Regions from separate parts of the Homo sapiens genome. Here region 2 is linked to region 1. The links are chromatin contacts, found by Hi-C or POLR2A ChIA-PET in ENCODE. All regions are on one chromosome and are shown on one strand. The core of a region is the stretch at or near the end of the contact, and the rest is flanking DNA. Distances in the headings are between cores, read along the strand shown.

Region 1 (7,074 bases), core at 3,802-6,301:
CAAATAATTCAGAAGTTGTTTGAAATGTACTCTTTTGACAAATATTAATAAACCTCTTCTTTATCATTTCAGACATATAGCTAGAATCAAGTACTGACTGACTCCTGTGGATGTGGAAATTGTTTTCCATGTTTTTGTAGCACACAAATTAGATTAATGTAATTCTCAGTTTCCACCTTTGTCAGAATTCTCACTGTAGAAAATGTGACACATACTGTATTTGGTAATAAGTAAGATTCGTGATTCTTACAGAATAGTAAAAAATCTCATCAGCTGAAGTCTCCCTATTGGCCTATTATTGTAAATTTTCTTGAATTTTAAATTTGGCTCATGTGTGTCTGTTGACTCTTACATAACCTTCTTCATACAAAATAAATTCAATTCCATCAAAATTTATTTTAGGTAACTACTAGATCACAAAGTGAGTCTCTGGTCTACCCAGAAAAAAGAGAAGGACTGTGGAAAACAATGGAAAATGATTTGAAATAAGCATCAAATATGTACAGTGCTCCCATTTGCACAGCTTTTATAGAAAAATGAGTAAATATCAGTATTGTGCTTATTTGAGTTTTACAGCCTGAGTTTTCCCCTGTCTGCCCTCTGGTGGGACTACTAATAACTAACTGGCAAGCTAAAATAATTATTGTAGAGAATGCATTAAAAAATTGTAGATAAATCAGAGATGAAATGAAATTCATAGAATATTACTTTTGCTTCACAAAGTAGGGCATATAGCATATTACTAACAGTGTGCTGGACGAACTAGATTGTGAAAAATGAATGGCTTCAATCACATGAACTAAGAAGAAAAATAATGAAAGAGGCTGAAAGTTACTATTTTACTTCGTGATGCGTATATGTTTTCCCTTGTAATTACTTGACAAAATAGTGATAGGAAAACCAATTACTTGACTATTTTGCCTTCCATGTGTGAAATTGTTGGCTTAACTTTTCTCTTTTTGAAAAAGGGAAGGTAGCTTTTTTTTTAACTAAATTTAATTAAATTACAATTTACTAACGTCATTCAGGTACATAATCTTCTCCCAAGATCTGAAGTGGATCAGTTATTTTAATGAAAAAAAATGCATATGATGTAAATGGCTAAATTTTAATATAGTCCCCAAATTATTTGCATTTGTGCAAATCTTTCTGGGTAAAAGCACTGATTTTTGTCTTTTTTTAGGAAAACTCAACTAAGATCTTTTGAAGTAATTCTGTAGTTAAGAAAAGCAAACATGATTTTTAAAAAATAATTTCAAATTCATTTTAGATTCAAGGGATACACATGCAGGTTTGTTACATAGATATATTGCATGATGCTGAAATTTGGAGTACCTGTCACCCAGGTAGTGTGTAGAGTACCCAATAGGTAGTTTTCAAATCTTGCCATCCTCCTTTGCTCCCCGTTCTAGCACTCCCCAGTGTCTATTGTTGCCATCTTTGCATCCATCCATACCCAATATTTAGCTCTCACTTATAAGTGAGAACATGCCGTATTTGGTTTTCTGTTCCTGGATTAATTCACTTATGATAATGGCCTCCAGCTGCATCCAGGTTGCTACACAGAACATGGTTTTGTTCTTTTTTGTGGCTGTGTAGTATTCCATGACATATTATGTACCACATTTTCTTCATCCAGTCTACCACGGATGGGCACCTAGGTTGATGATATGTTTTTGCTATTGTGAATAGTGCTGCAATGAACATGTGAGTGCATATGTCTTTTTGGTAGAACAGTTTATTTTTGGGGGGGGTATATACTCAATAATGGGATTACTCGGTTGAATGATAGTTCTGTTTTATGTTCTTTGAGAAATCTTCAAACTGCTTTCCACAGTGGCTAAACTAATTTATATTACCACCAACAGCGTGTAAACATTCCCTTTTCTCTGCAGCCTCGTCAGCATCTGTTGTTTCTTGACTTTTTAATAATACCCATTTTCGGCCAGGCGTGTTGGCTCACGCCTGTAATCCCAGCACTTTGGGAAGTCAAGGCAGGTGGAAAGCCTGAGGTCAGGAGTTCGAGACAAGCCTGACCAACATGGTGAAACCTCGTCTCTTCTAAAAATACAAAAATTAGCCAGGCATAGTGATGGACGCCTGTAATCCCAGCTATATGGGAGGCTGAGACAATAGAATCGCTTGAACCCAGGAGGCAGAAGTTGCAGTGAGCCGAGACTGGGCCATTGCACTCCAGCCTGGGCAACAAGAGCAAAACTCTGTCTCAAAATAATAATAATGATAATGATAATAATAATAATAATAATAATAATAATAATAAAATAATAATAATAGCCATTCTGACTGGTATGAAATGCTATCTCATTGTGGTTTTGATTTGCGTTTCTCTGGTGATTAGTAATTTGACTTTTTAAACATTTTTGTTGTCTGCTTGTATGTCTTATTTTGAGAAGTGTCTGCTCATTTTTTGCCTACTTTTTAATGGGGTTATTGGTTTTTTGCTGTTGAAAGTTCTTTATAGACTCTGGATATTAGATCTTTGTGGGATACTTAATTTGTGACTATTTTCTTCAATTAGGTAGGTTGTCTGTTGATTTTGTTGATAGTTTCTTTTGCTGTGCAAAAGCTCTTTAGTTTAATTAGGTCAATTTTCTCAATTTTTGTTTTTGATGCAGTTACTTTGGAGGACTTGGTCATAAATTTTTTCCCAACGCCCAAGTCCACAGTGGTGTTTCCTGGGTTTTCTGCTAGGATTCTTATAGTTTGGGGTTTTACATTTAATCTCTAATTCATCTTAGTTAGTTAGTTTTTGGCTATGATGAAAGGTAGGGGTCCACTTTCATTCTTCTGCATATGGCTAGACAGCTATCTCAGCACCATTTATTAAATCGGGAGTCCTTTCCCCATTGCTTATTTTATTGACTCTGTCAAAGATCAGATGACCATAAGTGTACAGTTTTATTTATGGGTTCTGTATTTGGTTCCATTGGTCTATGTGTCTCTTTTTGTACCAGTACCATTCTGTTTTGTTTGCTGTAACCTTAGAGAATAGTTTGAAGTCAGGTAACGTGATACATCTGGCTTTTAGTTTGTTTGTTTTTACTTAGGATTGCTTTGACTATTCAGGCTCTTTTTTGGTTCCATATGAATGTTAGAAAATGTTTTTCTAATTCTGTGAAAAATAATATTTCTAGTTTCATAGGAATAACATTGAATCTATAGATTGCTTTGGGCAGTATGAGCATTTTAATGATATTGATTTTTCCTATGCATGAGCCCACAGTGTTTTTCCTTTTTTGTGTGTGTCATCTGTGATTTCTTTCAGCAGTGTTTTGTAGTTCTCATTGCAGACATATTTCACCTCCTTGGTTAGATAGTTTTATTTTATCATTGTGCCTATTATAAATTGGATAAACAAACCTGTTTTAAAATGTTCAGTTAAGCATAGATATTTTACATTTAAATTGTCAAAATATGTTTGTGATTGTCAACTTTTAATTTACTAAAATAAGAAAAATGAAACTATGATCAATTCATTATTTCATAAACTGAGGCCTATTTTAACATCAAAAAGGAAAGACAGTCTCAAATTTTAGGAATTGCACCTAATCGTATTAAACAGTTTATTAAAACTCACATCTCCTAATCAAGATGTTGATGTGAAGACATCAAATACCACATTGTGTAACTAACCTACCACAGTCTAGCTAAAACATTAGCTATGTCTTTTTCTAAGAAATAATATTTTCTTCTTATTTATACAAAACCCTTTGGTTAGTTGCCATGACAGCAGGATGTCATATATTTGAGGATAATTCATGACACACTTTTGGTTTATAATTATTTTCCTACTTTTAGTAGTGATATTAAATTTTAGAGTTTTTGTTCCTTCCACTTAAAACATAGTTATAAAAATGTCTATCAGTAGCACCAAAGTGGTGGCTTGAACCTGAACAGATTCAATTCATCATTAGAGAAAACCATTTCCTCTTTACAGAACCGGATTAGTGCGGTATGGTATTTAAAATCTTGGACTCTAGAAAGCCACCTGCTTCTGCTGAGGTATTCAGACAAAGACTCTTGGAAGCGGGCCAGGTTTGTGCAATGCTCAAACCCATTGCTTACGTGTTTGACAGTAACATCTGGTAGCAACAGGTGCTGAATTCTAGAGAGCCATAATTATTTTGAGAGAAGGAGAAGTTGTCTTACACAGTTATTATCATGCTACTACCTCAGGTATTAGAAAGAGGCAATCATTTTATACTTCCCTGGCAGCATATGTTTTCTCAATTTTGCAGATGAAATTTCTAGATCATATACATCGTGAGATTAAGAATCTTTCTATGTTTTATAACAATAGGTTTCAAAAGAGCATCAAGAATCAGATGCAAATGTTTTGTTGCCTCAGTTTTTCTGTTTAAAAGCCATTGAGGTAGGTGCCAAAAAATTCATGGCTAGCCTATTACAAATAAAATTTGATAGCAGTACCTCTCTTGGTTTCACACTCTATCCTGGAGCCAGTCATAAATAAGACTGTCAGATTTTGTACCATTAAATTTTTTTTCTTAGCTTTGTTTATCTCAGCTGTTAAGAATTCCCCTTTTCCATTTTTTTCTGTCTCAGACAGATTATTATTAAAAAAGATATGACAGGTGCCAGTGCATCTATATGTTGTTTGTCTTTTGGAGCAATATCTTATATGGTGAGTGCACCCACAAAAATAGTTGTTTGATCACGTTTACCTCCAGAAACCAGAAACTGACATTTATACCTTGGTAGCATAGCCAGTTCGAATAGCCTGCCTTAATTTGCATTCATTTGTCATAACTAATGGGAACAAGTAATGGTCATTTTTAAGGGATATAAAGATTATCAGGGTAGGCATTTTCAGGTACAAATTTTACCTCCCTTCTGCTGCTCACTCTGAAATTCTGAATACAAAGCTACCATTCATTGATTTATACATTCTTTGTTTCATCAAACATTAATGATAGCCTACAATATAAAAGGTATTCTGGGAGGTGTCAAATACGCAGTAGTGAATGAAATAGGCATAATGCCTGCCCTCCTGTAGTTTATGGATTAGTCATAGGACTTATGAATTCAAATGCCTTCAGGGCCATGCAGGTAAAGATGATGAGTAAGGCTGTGAATATAAGCCTATAATTAGTGCTGGGGGTTGTAGCTGAAGGAGAGTGATTGTTCTACTGGATGGAATTGAAATTCAAAATTTGTTTAAACAATGAATCATACTTACCAAAATAAAAAGACACACCTGTAGTCTGAGCACTTTATTTGGCTGGCACTCCACCCATGAGACTGAGCTTCTGGTCTTGAATCAGAGAAGAGATGTCCCAGAGACTGTGAGATCTGTGTCTGCATTTACAACCTTGTTTTCTCACTTACCGCATATCATGTGATCAACAACTGGGCAGGCAGGCACCTTGGGGAAGTCAGCTATGGAAGCCAGGATGAGTTGTCAAGTTCTTATTCACAGAGCAACCACATGTAACTGGCTGAATAGACGGCCTACCTTAGGCACTCGTGGTCTGTTGGTTACACTGAACTGCTGTCTGCTCAGATTACATTCAGCAGTTCTGGCTGATATACTGGTTTGCTTTATTGGTAGTGACTTTTATCCAATTAACATCTGATTTATTATCGTATAAACTGGGAATTGTCTTTTAATTCATAGCAAATAGTTTAATTGTTTTCTAAAGGGTGAACTGTCATGAGCTTACTTTAATGTGAATGTAGGTCAGACTCTCTGTGGGCCAGGAGTCTCCAAACTCTTCAGCTGAGCATCATAGCAAAATGAAACAAACAAACAAACAACAACAACCAAAAAACCCAATAATGATTTGACTACCCATCATACATACATACACGCACATGCATACATACTACTCGACTTTATGGAAATTTAAAAACCTATGTAAAAAATAGAACTTTTTAAATGAATGAAATATCATCAAAGGCTATGGATTAAATAATAGTAACAATAAAAAGAATAAATCATAGCAACAACAAAAAATTGTAAATGCTAACATTTATTTGAGTGCCTATTACCTTCTAGATACATCATCAGTGAAGGGAACATAGTAATTACCAAATGTATTTTATAACTTATTCTATCATAAAATAAAACTGTTAATGTCTACTATAGTAATGCCATTCTTTTTTGCTATTTAACAGATTAAAAGTAATGTCTTCTTTGTAGTTTGTGTTTATTTTTAATAGCTGTTATCAACTGGGTAATGCCTAAGTAGTCTTCTTGTATAAGTTGGATCGTCATTGATTAATGGTTTATAAGTAGGGTTATATTGTAGGATGTTATCGACAGTAATACCAAAACTTTGAGAAGAAAATTTGGCACAATAATGTAATAAAGAGATCATAATATAATAAAGAGATCTAGTTTTCTGTAAGAAAAATAGCAACATTCCGTTGTGTTTCTGAGATCATAGATCTAGTTATTTGCCCTTGTCCCTAATAGGCCATCCCATGGTAAATCAACCTAATACAAACTTGTTTTATAGTATGAACATCAAAATATTGTGAATAAAAAGTTAGACAACTTTTGATTGTTTCCTTCTGCTATGGTCCATGAAAAATTAGGACTATGATACTTATACTAATGGTGCTTATACTATTATTTATACTTTTTTATGTATGTGGGTACATAATTCCTAGGGAAGATTAAAGAGAACTGGCACACCAAAAATATTATACAGAAGTGAAACAAGGATCTGGTAGTGGTGGGGAAATATAATATGGATATTTAACAATTGCTACATTATGTAGAATTCTAATGTATTGTCTAGGAGCAGTGGCTCATGCCAGTAATCCCAGCACTTTGGGATGTCGAGGCAGGTGAGTCACCTGAGGTCAGGAGTTCGAGACCAGCCTGGCCAACATGGTGAAACCCTGTCTCTATTAAAAATACAAAAAATTAGCTGGGCTTGGTGGCAGGCACCTGTAATCCCGGCTACTCAGGAGGCTGAGGCAGGAGAATTGCTTGAACCCAGGAGGCAGAGGATGCAGTGAGCTGAGATCATGCCACTGCACTCCAGTCTGGGCGACAGAGTGAGACTCTGTCTCAAAAAAAAGAAA
Region 2 (6,847 bases), core at 1,281-3,780, 43 kb after region 1:
AAGAAGTTTGTGGAAAACACAAAACTAATTAGATCACACTTAAAATCTTCAAGTAAGACAGTTCTTATCTATTTCTAAGAAAATAATAGGTTTAAGAGTATCCCCATGGAAAGCTTCTCCAACAGTGATTTACTTTACATTATTGTATAATCAGTGATCTCCCAAATAAACACATTTGTTCTCCCCAAAATGAAATAATTTTAAGGTCCATTCTAAAAATAAAGCCTGAAAGTGGCAGTTAGCTATATAATTGATTAATTTATTTGGGAATAAAACTTATTTGAGGTGTGCATGTTTTAATTTCCCTTTTATTATTCCTAAAATAGGTAAAACAAATATCAAACACTTTGGGCTTTACTGGAGTGTTCCTGGAAATTGTTGCAAGATGTACTTCATCTTGTGGCAAGACAAATTTTAGAGGAAAAATCTCAGAACTAACATATAGTTATTTATAAATAAAGTAAAGCTAGTTTTCAAAGCAGTGTTTTACTATTGAACAAAACTCCACCTTTACCATCAGAAAAATAAACTTGCTGTCTTAGATTTTTATAAGATTCAGTGCAGTGATTTTTAAAATAAAATTCTTATGCTATGAATAGTATATGCTCTACCATTTCACTCATAAATCCGTTTGTCGTATTAGTTTCATAGAAGGTCAGTTTTTACCTTTTCACATTCTAATAAATTACTACAAGTCTGTTTAATGTATTTGTGTTGTCATTTTCTAGATTAGCAGCTAAAATTTGGTTCACAATGTAGAGAGCATTCATTAATTTGCCTCCTGAGTTTCAAATGGATTGGCTACCAAAGGTAGAAAATTGTTAATTAATTTTCTCAGTGGGAAAAATCTATGGCATGGATTTTAATTATGACAACAGTCACTACTTTCAAATTATTTCTGAATGATGACTAACAACGATGTTAGCCAAATATATCTAGAAACCATTTCCGTTGGCTCCTATCCAATGTATACTCATCAAATCAGTAGTTGTTTTGTTTATTGAAATAATGCTTTTATGAATGTATTGATAATTTTTAATGTTATCCAAGGCAATTTTGAACTCTAATGATTTTGATCAGTTTAAAATTTTACGTGTAGCCACAATATGATAAAAAAAACCCTGCACATTTTAGAGTTGAAATAGACCTTGGAGATTAACTGATTTATGCTTTTTTTTTTCAGATACAAAATGAGGCTAAAATAGACCAAGAGACTTTTTCAAATTCACACACTTATCACTGGATTTGAAATGATAAAAGAATACTACTCAGATTGTTGATGTTTTGAAAGTCGCCTGACTTTTGTAATCTTTATATTTTTAATCTACAAAATGTCAGGGATACTTATTTAAGCAAATGTGGTAGAACAGCAACAAAATCAAATGTTAGAAGCCCTACATAGATTCCAGATCTACCACTTACTAGTTGTGTGTTTTTTTTTCAAATTATTTACACTCTCTGAGCCTTGGTTTTCTTATTGTAAAATGGGGACCCATGTGCTCACAGAACTACTTTAGGTAGAAGATATAATGATAGATATGAAAGTATTAATTTTAGAGGGTTTATCTCAAGGAGAACACAACTATTCCTCTACACGGGCCCTTATGCATGTGTAATGGTCAGGAAGAAGAAAAAAGCAGCCATTCCAAAATTAGCCTACTTTCAGGCCAAAAAATGGTCTCTGTGAATATCCTACACAGACATTTACTCATTACATACTGTTACGGCCCCCTTTTTATGAAATAGAGGTGAGATAAGAAATAACTTCACCTTTTTCTCTCTTCTCTTTCACAACATAGCCCTCCCTATCCTTACCCCATTCCATACCCCTCTACCTGTTTCAAATATTAGAGGCAAAGTCTCCAAAAGTACTTAATTAAAAAACAAAAAACAAAAACAAAACAAAAAACCTCCACTATTCACTGCTTTGTTTAGAGGAGTTTTGGTTCTTTTGCTATTTTATTAATATGCTACTTTGAATTTCAAACTAGAACAGGTGTTTTTTTGGCTCTGTTTTTAGCAGATAGAAAAGCACTGGACGTTAAGCAAAAGTTTATTTAGAATACAAAAGATAGAAAAAATATGTGAAAACATTAGTTGCTATTTCATGAAACTTAATGTGACTAAACATAATACCATTAGGACTTTTAACAGACGAAAATAGATAATTTGTGTGCAAAGTGCTAGCAGCCCTTTCTTGGAGCATAGAAATTACATGTATATCTTCAAGTAACTGAAAAATATATCCGATATGTACGTGTGTTGGTTTGTGAAAACTGAAGTGCAGAATGTCATTGTAAACAATTTTGTTAAAATATTGTGCTTAAAATTTAATACCTCATGTTATAGAAGCAGATGTTATTATATATGTATATATTTTTAAATGCTATCATTTTCAAACTAAGACTTTTAATTAAATGATTTTTTACATTGGAACCAAAGTTAACAGGTTGAATGAAATTTTGCTTATGGCATCTGTTGCCATTTTTAGTAGGTGATTAGTCATTTTCTTTTTCCTGCAAGTATTTGACAGAAACTAAAACAGAGATGAATCATAGTTTCAAGCTGTTGCTCACCTCATCCCTACCAAAAAGGAGAGCCTTGAAATCATCCCAATCTAAGAACTAAATTCTGAAAATCCCTTAAGGGGCTTGACAGAAGTATTTAGCAATGTGAAAATTACAGCAATCTGTCACATCAATTTTAATGAAAGGTAGGCTATATGGAAACATAGATATAATGTAGTAAGAAAAACCCAAGTGAAAATCTCTTTTTGAATATATGAAAACATATTTGCCTCTATAAATACTGAGTTGTTATTGGGTCAACTTTTATAGAGGAGGAGTCCTCAATGATCAGGAGTTTATTATGCAGCTTAGATGAGGTATTTTTAAAATTAATGGCATTAATAATTATGGCTCAGTTGGTGTGTATTCACAATATCATTCTTGTATTAATATATACATTTAAGAATCTTGTTTTGTTCAAGTTATTAAGATTTTTTTCTATTTAAGGAACCACATCCTTGTAATTCTGAATTAGTTATAATACTAAGAGTATCAAATCATTTAATAATGAAGTTTTTCCCCAAGAAAACTTTTAAATTTCTTGGGAAGTTTAAAATTATACAAGAGTCATGCCATTTTGTAAGAGTTAAATTTGGCTGGAGTCACCATTTAATCAATGTAGTATTATTCCCTTAATTATTGAGCTAAGTGGAACTTTAACTTAATTTTTAATTCTCTCTCTCTCTCTCTCTCCCTCCTCTAAGACTATATAATTCTTATGAATATGCATATGACCAGGTTAATTCCACATGGAACTATCATTTATGCCAGTAATGATAGTTTATTTGGATGATAATTGAAAGTGCAAGAGACTCTAATAATGTCTACTTTCCAATCACTTTTTAAATTCATTTAAATATATTTTGGAGAACCTACTGTGTGCCAGGTATTGCTCGGAGTGCTAGGGGAAGAGACAATGAATAGAACAATCCCCTGATTTTACAACACTTACACTCTAGTGGAAGAAGGGAGACAATAAGCAAATCAATGAGTTAATATATCATATGTTGGATGATGAAACGTTATGAAAAAATAAGTTATGGAAAAACAGCCATCCTGAGATGGATCAGGTGGTGAGGAGGGGGTGCTGAATAAATGTTTATATAGGATGATATGTAAAGGTAGATATATAGACCCAAAGGAATAAATGGAAGGGAGGGCATGAGCCATGGGAATAACTATTTGAAAAGTGTTTCAGGCAATACCCTGAGATGGGAACATATGTGATTTGTTAAAGAATAGCAAGAGGGTCTGAAGATGATGAATGCAAAGAGGTAAAAAAGAAGCAGATCGTATATGCATTTTGAGTTAGGTCTATAGGTCTGTGCTCAAAGATCATCTATCAGAAGGACATTTATATATCAGCCTGTACAGGCATAAATTATTGTTCCATGTTGAATTTATTGTTATGGGCCTGAAGGCTTTCATGGATTTTCAAAATAACAATGACAGTATCTTCAATGCTTCAATGGTATAATCCTTCCAGACATTCATGATGTCTCTATCAGAGTTCTCTTCTATAGCATTGACAGTTCTTTCCACTAAGTATCATGTGTAATGAGCTTTAAAGATGCTTATGACCCACTGATCTAGAGACTGAATAAAGAGCTTATATTTGGGGGCAAGTAGATTATTTTAATGCCTTTGATATTAAGCCCATGGGGTTTGGGTAGCCAAGGGTGGTGTTCAATATTAAATAAACTTTAAAAGATTGTCCCTTACTGGCAAGGTACTTCCTGACTTCACAGTCAACGTGTTGATGGAAACAATTCAGAAAAAGGGGTTCTCATTGTCCAGGCCATCTTTTTTATATAATCAAAAGCTGGTGTTTATCTTTTCCTTCAAGCTTTGGGGGTTAGAAACTTTATAGAGAAGGGAAGTCCTGATCATAAACCTGATTGTATTTCCACAAAACCATATAGTTAGCTTATTTCTTGCTGCCTTAAATCCTGGTGCATACCTCTGTTCCTTACTAGTAAATGTCCTTTGTAAGCATTGTTTTCCATATGGGGCACTTTCATCCACATTAAAAACCTCTTTAGGAAGATATCCTTTCTCCAGGCATCTTCCTAGTGATGTCTGGAAGCTCTTCCGTTGTCTCTTGGTCAGCAGAAAATGCTTCTCCTGTTGTGTTGGTATTTTTTAAGTCAAATCTCTTTCTAAAATTATTAAACCATCCTTAGCTGGCATTAAATTCTTCAGCTTTAGACTATCCACCTTCCTTTTGCTTTAAGTTTTATACATTGACTTCGCATTTTCTCAAATTGTATTATTCTATAGATATGCCTTTCTTACAGTAATCTTGCACCCACGTAAAAGTTGCATTTTTAGTATGAGGTAAAAACGTATTTCACAAAAAGTACGAGGTTTTTGCACCTGCTGGCATAGCTGCAGTAATGGCCTCACAAATTTCCTTTTCCTTTTTAACAATGATCCTTACACTGGATTCATTTGTCTTGAAATTGAAAGCAATCACAGCTGCAGCCCTCGATCTAGGGTACATATCAAGTAATTCAGCTTTTTTTGTGTGTAATGTCATGTATTTTCCCTGCTTCTTGGTAGCAATTTTGGCATCACTAGTTGCACTTTTTATGGGTCATGGTATCATTCCAGGTTTATGGTATTGCACTAAAAAATAAGAAAAAAATAGGTGAGAAACATAAGGGGTCATTTTTTTACTGCAATATGCAATTTGCTGGAGAGAGAAAGTGCTCACACAGAGATGAGTAGCATTACATTACATTTTAAATGGATGCTTGCAACACTTAAGGCCCTCTGCAATAGCAACAGGAGGTGGCTACAAAATTATTACAGTCATAGAATATGTACTACAATTAATTTTCTGCAGCTATGGTTTAAGTCTGCATATGTCTGTATTTGTTTATATCTCTGTTAACTGTGAATAAGCCCGCGTAGAGTCCGTAAGCTTTTGTGTGCATATGTTTTAATAAATTAAAACTTTTTATAATAGTTTTGTGTATGTTTTATGGTAGTAAATGATAAAATAGACTATATCTACGTATATTTTATGCATTCATGACACAGCTTTTTTTCTATATTTCTAGACTATGCAATTAGTCTGCGAAGTTTTTCAGATTGTCACAAATCACCAAAAATTTTTCCAATATATTTATTGAAAGAAAATCTGTATTTGAGGGGACACACCCATTTCAAATCTGTGTTGTTCAGGGATCAACTGTGTATATGGTTGAGAACTTCGAGGCACAAGGAAGAGAACTGATTTTTTGTAAGGTTGTCCAACCTTTAATTAGTAATAAATGTTAATTAATTAATTAAGATTTGTCAAACAACTCTATACACCAGGCATTCTTATCAACATCAGAAACATAGATACAGACCAAACTATCTGACATCAGAAACAGACTGTGTGACAAAAATATGAATTCAGGGAGTTTACATGGGAGGTGTCAGGAAGCTCTTATAGAGAAGTATGGAATTGAGAGTAAAGGCAGGAAGCCAACAAGAATGAAATATTGAGAAAATTACCACTGAGGGCAGCTGAGGGTCAGTCTTGCTGGTGAACCCTGCAACACAGTGCAGAACAGTACTTCTTGAATTTTCCATTAGATGTTTGTGGGAAAGTACAGTACTTTCTTTTTTAAAAATATAAATATCTAATCTGTTGTAGAAGATATTTTTGATACTTTAACAATTAGATTTAACATAAACAAAGTTATCCTGTAAAATTACTCTAAAAGTTTTGAATCCCTGGCTTTTAATATCTAATTTATTTAATCATAGATCAATAACAAACCATTTTCAGAACATATTTGGAATAACACAAGTGTTGAATATGCTTTGAAGTTGTTCCCCAGTACTCACTCCTAGCAAGGACAGTGTAAAAACTTATCTTCAAGATGAATATTAAATTCGAAGAATCTAGTACCTTTTCTAGTTATAGAATTTTAATTTTACATTAATGGAAAAAGTGAAGGAGATTATTTTTAATGTTTAAAAGTCCATTTTTTCTATTCCTGTATATTACTTCATACCTCTAACCTTTACCTGGATGAATGTCTATTCTACACATGTACAATATTTTGTGTAATCATTAGTTCCCAAAATTTACAAATGAAGCTTAAAAATTAGGTACCTTAGTTACATATGTATAAATAAATATACAAATATATGAAATATACCTGCACACTTCTAGGATTTATACACTCACGTAATTCCAATATATAGTTAGTACTCTTTTCACAATGCTGGAGCTTCTTACTTACCTTGCCTTGAAATGATAATGTTGAAGGAGGGTTGCA

Evidence for each region. Hi-C counts contacts between places; a loop is a spot of excess contacts on that map. ChIA-PET counts read pairs that join two places held with the same protein, here RNA polymerase II (POLR2A). Pooled maps may share reads with other maps.
Region 2: a map of PC-3 shows a loop between it and region 1 (2.3-fold over the local background). The contact joins two enhancer-like sites. A Hi-C loop is called at or near these places in 2 of 168 maps with a recorded cell type or tissue (PC-3 and mammary epithelial cell), 2 of 37 single-sample maps with no recorded cell type and 2 of 50 pooled maps. POLR2A ChIA-PET finds 5 or more read pairs at or near these places in 1 of 52 experiments (PC-9).

The regions. Positions count from the first base shown.
Region 1 is chr3:175,145,845-175,152,918 of GRCh38, forward strand. The region is part of intron 2 of NAALADL2 (N-acetylated alpha-linked acidic dipeptidase like 2); the gene reads left to right. Among named protein-coding and RNA genes, the nearest start is that of NAALADL2-AS3, 34 kb to the left of the region's middle. Within about 2 kb of position 5,052, at least 4 of the 41 ENCODE cell types and tissues checked have a DNase peak (open chromatin) inside an H3K27ac peak, as active enhancers do; they include PC-3 and PC-9, where a contact is called at or near this core.
Region 2 is chr3:175,191,786-175,198,632 of GRCh38, forward strand. The region is part of intron 2 of NAALADL2 (N-acetylated alpha-linked acidic dipeptidase like 2); the gene reads left to right. Among named protein-coding and RNA genes, the nearest start is that of NAALADL2-AS2, 76 kb to the right of the region's middle. Within about 2 kb of position 2,531, at least 3 of the 41 ENCODE cell types and tissues checked have a DNase peak (open chromatin) inside an H3K27ac peak, as active enhancers do; they include PC-3 and PC-9, where a contact is called at or near this core.